2 separate regions of the Homo sapiens genome follow, and region 1 is linked to region 2. Evidence: read pairs that join two places in POLR2A ChIA-PET (ENCODE). Cell type or tissue: IMR-90. All regions are shown on one strand. Links, peaks and the distances in the headings refer to the core of each region. The heading gives the core; the rest is flanking DNA. Region 1 has its middle 37 kb from the start of KANK4. Region 2 overlaps PATJ (PATJ crumbs cell polarity complex component).

Region 1 (4,394 bases), core at 100-4,099, 200 kb before region 2:
GAGCCACCCTGCCCGGCCAGGCCATTAGCTTTGAAGTAGTTTGTTATTCACCAAAAACTAACAGATACATATAATATAGAAACTTGTTTTCTTTCTCTTCTAAATGAGAAATATGAAGCCTAAAGATGACACAGCACCCCCCACCTTGTCAAGAACTAAGGCTTATTCCATCTTGTTGTTCTTCCATCCTCAGTCAATGGGTTATCCTTCCTGATCCAAGATGGTTGCCCAAGCTCCGGCCATTGCAGTTTGATTCTAGACAGTAGGGAGTGGGATAAAGGGGGAGGTAAAGAAGGAAGGGTATTCCTCCCTGGTCTTTTGCAAACACTCCCCGAGAAGTTTCACATACCACTTATGCTCATCGGCCATTTTCCAGAACTTAGTCACGCAGCCATAGCCAGTTACAAGAGAGACTGAAAAATGTAGTCTTGCACCTGGGAGCCATGAACCCAGCTAAAAATCTGTGTTTTTTTTTTTTTATTGGTTTGTTTTTTTACTAAACAAGAAGGGAAACGATTTTGGAGAAAATGAGCAACAGCTCGGTAACTTCTCTCAGCTGTGAGCTTCTGCAGCATAGAGTTTTATTCATCTTTGAATCTCCAGTACTAATAGGCACTCAGTAATTCAGTAATGTCTTGGAATGCTGTTGAGTGAATGAAGGACTGTCTATTCCTCAGACCACTGAAGGGGCACTCCCAAGTTTAGGAACCGCACTCCACCTCGAATAGATGGTCCGCACTGCCCTTCTATGAGTGATCAGATAGGGATCTTCTAGAGAGGCTTTGACTGCTGCAAGAGGACCACTGGCTTCAAAGTCAGAAATCCTGTCTCTGTCACTTATTTCCTGTGTAATGCTGGGCAAAGTTCTTAATCCTAAATATCCTTATCTTTAAAGTGAGTATAAAAATTTCTACCTTAATCAGGAGTTATTGCCTAATGGGTACAGGGTTTTTATATGGGGTGATAAAAATGTTTTGGGAATAGACAGTGGTGAGGCCTGCACAGCATTGTGAATGTAATTACTGCCACTGAAATGTACACTTACAGATGGTTTAGAAAATTTCCTGGCTGGGGGCAGCAGCTCACAATCATAATCCCAGCACCTTGGGAGGCTGAGGTGGGAGGATTGCTCAGGTCTGGGAGTTTGAGGCTGCAGTGATCCACGGTCATGTCACTGCACTCCAGCCTGGGTGACAGAGCGAGACCCTGTCTCAAAAAAAGAAAGAAAAAAAATTTTGTAGTGTACAAGTTTGCCATATTTCTGTGTGTGCCTCATGTGAGTTTATAAAAGAATATGACAAGAGAAATCATAAAAAGGGCAAAAGGAAAAAGCCATCACAAAAGGGTGGTCTGGGATGGGGCGAACGGATAAATGACAGTGGTTGGAAGATAATAATTATATTTTCCTGGGATGCTTTGACCTGTAATCAGAATTCTTTATGGTGTCTTGGCAACATGCAGACCTCTCAGAGAAATGCCTGACACACAGAAATGGTGAAGCAGTGGTCCTCCGGCGGCCTTCAGGGCAGGATTGATAGTGCTTATGTTTGTGAACTCTCAAAAACTCTATAAATCCAGCTGGCTGAGACAGAGTTCTCTCCATCTCTCTCTGAACTAGTCATTCGACTTCAATTCAGTCAATACTCAATGGGTGCATAAATGCAATCATTAGGGCTGTTAATGAATATTTTGGTTCTCGCCTTCAGGACATAAAGTCAAATTTGACCTCCCCACTGCCTTAGCTTTGGCAAATGAAAGAAAAGCAGAAGTGATATGTGTCATATTGGATGGAAAGAATTCCCCTGCCCTTCTCCTGTTTCAGTGATTGCAGAAGCACTCAAGCTGAAGCCTCCCTCCCCTGTGTCTATGAGTCACTCTCATGAGCCATACTTGCCACCCTGCACCAGACATCTGGCATAAGTGAGGAATAAACCTCTGTGTGGAATGCTACTGAGATTCAGCATTGTTTGTTGCTGCAGCATTACCTGGCCTACCCTGACTGATGCTCTATGTGTGTTTCACCCTGGGCTAAGTGAGTTATTTCACATAGAAACTAAACTCTGGAGTTAGAGAGCCTAGGTTTCAATCCTGGTTAGCTACTTTCTTACTGTGTGATCTTAGACAAATCAGTAAACTTCTCTGTGCCTTATTTCCTATTTATTTATTTATTTATTTATTTATTTATATATATATTTTTTGAGACAGAGTCTTGCTCTGTCACCCAGGCTGGAATGCAGTGGTGCTATCTCAGCTCACTGCAACCTCCACCTCCTGGGTTCAAGTGATTCACCTATCTCAGCCTCCCAAGTAGCTGGGATTACAGGCACACCAGTACCATACCCGGCTACTTTTTGTATTTTTAGTAAAGACGAGGTTTTGCCATGTTGGCCAGGCTGGTCTCAAACTCCTGACCTCAGATGATCTCCCTGCCTCGGCCTCCCAAAGTGCTGGGATTACAGGCGTGAGCCACTTCGCCTGGCCCTTATTTCCTATATTTGTAAAACGGGGATAATAATGGCAATCGTCTCATAGGATTTTTGTGAGGATTAAACTATGTGAGTAATTAGCTCAATGCCAGGCACATAGTAAGTCATCAGAAATGTTTGATGGTCATGATGTTGATCTCATTTAACTCTCACAACAACTCTATCTAAGTGATATAGTTTGGATATGTGTCCCCGCCCAAATCTCATATCGAAATGTAATCCCTGATGTTGGAGGTGGGGCCTGGTGAGAGGTGATTGGATAATGGGGGCAGGTTTCACATGAATGTTTTAGTACCATCCCCTGGGTGTGGTCCTTGTGATAGTGAGTGAGTTCTTGTGAGATCTGATAGCACCTTCCCTGTGGCTCTGTCTTGCTCTTGCTTTCACCATGTGATATGCCTGCTACCCCTTTACCTTCCCCCGTTATTGGAAGCTTCTTGAGGCCTCCCCAATAGCAGATGCTGCTATGCCTCCTGTACAGCCTGAAGAACTGTCAGCCAATTAATCCTCTTTTCTTATGAATTACCCAGTCTCAGGTATTTATTTATAGCAATGTGAGAATGGACTAATACAGTAAAACATGAGGTTTCAGCACTGTTCCTGCAACATCACCTGGCCCCAGTCACACAAGTCATAAGATTAGGATCCAGCACTGGCTCATCAGTCCACCTCGGGGGCATACTTCTATGTCCCTGGAAGCTGGCCAGCTCCAGTGTCCAGCCACTTCTCATTCTGTCCTCATCTGCTCTCTGGATTGCTCATTCACTTACTCAACCAAATTCATGTAAAAGAGCTGTCTGGGCCGGGCGCGGTGACTCCACGTCTATAATCCCAGCACTTTGGGAGGCCGAGGCGGGAGGATCACCTGAAGTCGTGAGTTTGAGACCAGTCTGACCAACATGGAGAAGCCCCGTCTCTACTAAAAGTGTAAAATTAGCCGGGCGTGGTGGCACATGCCTGTAATCCCAGTTACTCAGGAGGTTGAGGCAGGAGAATCGCTTGACCCTGGGAGGCAGAGGTTGCAGTGAGCCAAGATCACGCCATTGCACTCCAGCCTGGGAAACAAGAGTGAAACTCCGTCTCAAAAAAAAAAAAAAAAAAAAAAAAGCCATTTGAGGATTACTCAGAGCTACAGCCACTAACGCTGGTCCCTCAGTCAGAGACTGGTCCTGCTCTCATGCCTGAAAGGAAGGCCAGGAATCTGACCTTTACTCTTGGGATCTACCTGATTTCCTCTGGCACCAGACTCACCGCTTGGTCTGCCAAAACCAAAAGTTTTGTTTTTTTTTTAACGATGATTATTATTTTTTAGTATAATTGAGATGGGGTCTTGCTATGTTGCCCAGGCTAGGCTTGAACTCCTGGTCTCAAGATATCTTTCCATCTCCACCTCCCAAAGTGCTGGGATTACAGGCGTAAGCCACAGCATCAGGCCCAAACCATTTATTTAAACCTGAAAAAAGGTAATTGGTGTACAAGGTAAAAATACCCAGAAGTTGCAAAAGGATATAGAGAGATGTCTCCTTCTCAGCCTACCCTCTGGACTCCCATTTCCTCTCCCCAGAGGCAACCATGGAGACCAGTTTCCTCAAAGTGGATTCTGAATCAATTCCTTGTTTCTTTCTCTAGCTGCGCCATCCTGGGGCTGTATTTTTGCAGCATGCACCCTCAGTGCCCTGTGGCCACGCTCCCTGCTCCGCCACCAGCAAAACCCATCCAAAATCCTCCCCTCCCTCCTTCCTGCCTCCTAATCCTGTGCATCCTGCTATTTCTCTTCAAGCCACCTTCTCCAGGAAGAATTTTTTTTTTTTTTTTTTTTTTAGCAATTCCAGCTGTTTGTCATCCCTCGTCTTCCTGACAACATAACTTACTATTTCTGTCACATATTCGGACATTTTGTCTTATCCA
Region 2 (4,394 bases), core at 274-4,273:
GGGAAACATTAGGAGATGATTGTTGATTTGGGAAATTCACATGAAACCTCAGCCATTTCTCCTGAGCAGAGAGGGCAAGAAATAAGAATGAAGGTGCATTTTAGTTGAGGGTGCTTTTCATACCCACTCAGAACTTCATCTGCCTGTGGATATTCTAAACAACAACATCTATCTTGTGATCAGGCCCGAGGCTCATGACAGCACAGTTAAGGTTACAGTCCCTCTCTGGTGTTTTAGAATGGCGACTGCTTGCTCATGAGTAACACCTTCCAGGGTCTCGCCATTAACAGCTAAAATCTGATCCCCTCGTTTTAATCGGCCGTCATCTGCAGCTGCTCCCTACAAACAAGAAACATTTCAGTTTAATCCAGGGTAAAACACAGTTTATATTAAATTGATATTAAAACCTCTAACATCTGTCTGGTGTGCATATTAAAAGAGTAACTTTAAAAACTACCAATTAAGTTTTTTCTAGGTAATGTTTTAAATTAGGAAAAAAGTAAGATATGCTGTTTGAATAATAATGGTTGAATAGTAACTATAATTATGGATAATCTAAATAACATACTAGTAGAAATGTACTGATACACTGCTTTTAATACAAGTAGAACCTTATTTCACTATTTAGTATTAAATGGAATTGGATGTCATATCATGTCCTATTCATGAAAACGTAATATACAGAAAAAGGCAGATAGAACTGAATCTGGTGTTAGTCTTACTGCAAATACCACCATTATACAGAGTTCCCATTGCATTATTAAGCTATCAGCACTGTGATCTGTCAAAAATAAGTGTAGTCTTTAAATGGGTGAATTGTATGGTAAGTGAATTATATCTCAATAAAGCTGTTATCTACATATAAATATATACGAGTGTAGCATCTCTAAAATTTTGTAATATATTCAAAACCTTCCACTTTATCTTTGATCATCTAAATAGGTTTCTAAATGACTACTTTTATTATATACTCAGTCATGCATAGTTCCTCAAAACGGCACAAAGCCAGTGAAACTTCAGGGTTTTTTCACTCTAAAGCTGCATATCTAAAAATGCCACGATATTACTAGAAACATTTTGGACTGGTAAGGGAAGAAAAGACCTTAAAAAATGATTTACAGGAGGTTTCACCATCTGTAGGGGTAACTGTTTCAGTCCCTTGAAAAGTCAGTGCCAGAAGAATCCTCTAAATGAGGTCAAACTTCAGTGGGCAACCAAAGCCCACAGGCACTTGGCCCTCGACCGACTCAATCAGAAGCCGAGCTAGGAGGCACTAACGCTCCTGAGATCTGTGTCCATGTGCAGCTTGGAGGTCCTGAGGTGCTGGGGAATCAGACAGGTTTTCTAAACCGTGAGAATGGTGGAATTTCTAAATGAATGTGCAATAAAGAATATTCAAAACCTGCTGGGTGCAGTGGCTCATGCCTGTAATCCCAGCACTTTGGGAATCTCAGGCGAGAGGATTGCTTGAGCTCAGGAGTTTGAGACCAGCCTGGGCAACATGGTGAAACTGTCTCTACAAAAAATTAGCCAGGCGTGGTGGCTTATGCCTGTGGTCCCAGCTCCTCGGGAGGCTGAGGCAGGAGGATCACTTGAACCTGCAGAGGTTGGAGTGAGCTGAGATAGTGCCACTGCACTCCAGACTGGGTGACAGAGTGAGCTCTGTCTCAGGAAAAAAAAAAAAAAAAAAAGTATTCGAAATCAGGTCTATACTGTGGGCAAAATATCAAAACTAAATATTAATAACTTGCAACTGGCTGGACATGGTGGCTCATGCCTGTAATCCCAGCACTTTGGGTGGTCAAGGCAGGAGGATCACCTGAAATCAGGAGTTCAAGATCAGACTGGCCAACATGGTGAAATCCTGTCTCTACTAAAAATACAAAAATTAGCTGGATGTGATGGCGCATGCCTGTAATCCCAGCTACTTGGGAGGCTGAGGCTGGAGAATCACTTGAACCTGGGAGGCGGAGGTTGCAGTGAGCTGAGATCATCCCATTGCACTCAGCCTGGGCAAAAAGAGTAAACTCTGTCTCAAAAATAAACCCCAAAACTTGCAACTTCACTCAAATCTTTTAAGAAAGTAATGTGTCAACTGTATTAAAGACAAAATTAAACAAGTAATTTTACTGGATAAAATCAGAATTACTAGGCAAAGTTGATTTTATTAAATTTTACATGCTAAGATTTAAGGGCTTCAGTAAATCTCAGATATCTGTGTAAATTAATTTTTTAAAAACTATGTTAAGCTATTTATCTTTTTTAGTAATGCAAGGAAAGAATTTTTAAATTTTTTTGAGAAGGAGTTTCACTCTTGTCGCCCAGGCTGGAGTGCAATGGTGCGATCTCGGTTCACTGCAAACTCCACCTCCCAGGTTCAAGCGATTCTCCTGCCTCAGCCTCCCAAGTAGTTGGTATTACAGGCGTCTGCCACCAGGCCCGGCTAATTTTTGTATTTTTAGTAGAAACAGAGTTTCACTATGTTGGCCAAGCTGGTCTCGAACTCTTTTTTTTTGTTTTTTTTTTGAGACAGAGTCTCGCTCTGTCGCCCAGGCTGGAATGCAGTGGTGCAATCTCGGCTCACTGCAAGCTCTGCCTCGCCGGTTCACACCATTCTCCTGCCTCAGCCTCCCGAGTAGCTGGGACTACAGGCGCCCGCCACCACGCCTGGCTAATTTTTTGTATTTTTAGTAGAGACGGAGTTTTTTACCGTGTTAGCCAGGATGGTCTCAATCTCCTGACCTCGTGATCCGCCCACCTTGGCCTCCCAAAGTGCTGGGATTACAGGTGTGAGCCACCGTGACCGGCCTGGTCTCGAACTCTTGACCTCAGGTGATCCACCTGCCTCAGCCTCCCAAAGTGCTGGGATTACAGGCATGAGTCCGTGCCCAGCCAGGATGATTTTTTAACTTTCTAGGATTTGGACTTCTTCCAGTGTTGCAGTGCTTGGTTGATGAGCACTTACTGATATGTATCTACTCTCCTACTTTACCAATGCCGCATTTGTAGACTACAGGGAAAAAGGTAAAAAAGAAATAAATGCATGGCTTGAAAACCTCTACCTACTTTGTAATTGTGGCTCTTTACTCACTTGCTATTTGTCCCAAGTTGGTCACTTAGTCTTCTCAGATGCCGTAAAATGGGCATCTACTATCTACCTTGTGGCCTGTTCTAAGGATTAAATGTATGACATATGGCATTTACTCAACGTGGTGGTAATATAATAAAATAAAACACTAGTGACAACCAAGTTCATGGCTCAGATTTCATAGGCTCTGAAAAACTGCTCCTGAAATTTTTAGAGTTGCTGAAGTGTTTAGGTCAATCTCTTATTGGCTTAGGGTAACATTCAGCTGCTGAAGGGACTAAGACCTAAGGCTGGCTTGGATTATTTTTTTTTTTTTTTTTTTTTTTTGGAGACAGAGTCTCACTCTGTTGCCCAGGCTGGACTGCAATGGCATGATCTTGGCTAACTGCAACCTCCGCCTTCCAGGTTCAAGCCTTTCTCCTGCCTCAGCCTCCTGAGTAGCTGGGATTGGAGGCACCTGCCACCATGCCCGGCTAATTTTTGTATATTTTGTAGAGATGGGGTTTTGCCATGTTGGCCAGGCTGGTCTTTAACTCCTGACCTCAGGTGATCCACCTGCCTTGGCCTCCCACAGTGCTGGGATTACAGGCATGAGCCATCATCCCCCTCCTGGCTTGGATTTTTAAGTTTTCAACCGGATACCTGAAAGAAAACGGAAGGACTTGACAGCCTATTAGTCATATTGACTAAGTCTCTCAACTTCTATACGCCCAAAGTGCCAGTGATCATTCGCAGGCACTTTGGGTGTGTAGGAGTTATAAGGGGCTGAATTAAATAATTTCTGGAGGGGTTGAATTAAATAATTTCTTAGTTGAGCAAGATAACTTTTTTTTTTGAGATGGAGTCTTGCTCTGTCATCCAGGCTGGAGTGCAATGGTGTAATCTCCGCTCACTGCAACCTCCACCTCTCAGGTTCAAGCGATTCTCCCACCTCAGCCTCCCGAGTAGCTTGGATTACAGGCACCTGCCACTATGCCCAGCTAATTTTTGTGTTTTTAGTAGAGACTGGGTTTCACCATGTTGGCCAGGATGGTCTTGAACTCCTGACCTCACGTGATCTGCCTGCCTCTGTCTCCCAAAGTGCTGGGATTACAGGCGTGAGCCACCGTGCCCGGCCTAATGAAGTCTTTCTAAAATGAATTCTGATACTGAGTTACACATTTCCCCCACAGGAATTTTGAAAGGTATAGATTTTCATGTGATCTTTTTGGTATCCTAAGTTTCTTTTAATTTTTTTTTTTTTTTGACAGGGACTTATTCTGTTGCCCAGGCTGGAGTGCAGTGGTGTGATCACAGCTCACTGCAG

The links. Peaks named below come from ENCODE experiments on the same cell type or tissue, not always from the same donor. Only the 100,000 strongest peaks of a DNase experiment are listed, where the experiment ranks them.
Region 1: POLR2A ChIA-PET joins it to region 2 with 5 read pairs; 2 of 35 experiments call an interaction of 5 or more read pairs at or near these places.

Annotation. Positions count from the first base shown.
Region 1 is chr1:62,354,090-62,358,483 of GRCh38, reverse strand. No RefSeq gene overlaps it. Among named protein-coding and RNA genes, the nearest start is that of KANK4, 37 kb to the right of the region's middle. In IMR-90, for the core only: no CTCF peak of the experiment used is centred there; a DNase peak (open chromatin) is centred at 1,863.
Region 2 is chr1:62,156,853-62,161,246 of GRCh38, reverse strand. PATJ (PATJ crumbs cell polarity complex component) reads right to left here. Exons shown (of 44, transcript NM_001350145.3): 44 at 1-339. The coding sequence ends at 193. Among named protein-coding and RNA genes, the nearest start is that of L1TD1, 36 kb to the left of the region's middle. In IMR-90, for the core only: no CTCF peak of the experiment used is centred there; no DNase peak of the experiment used is centred there.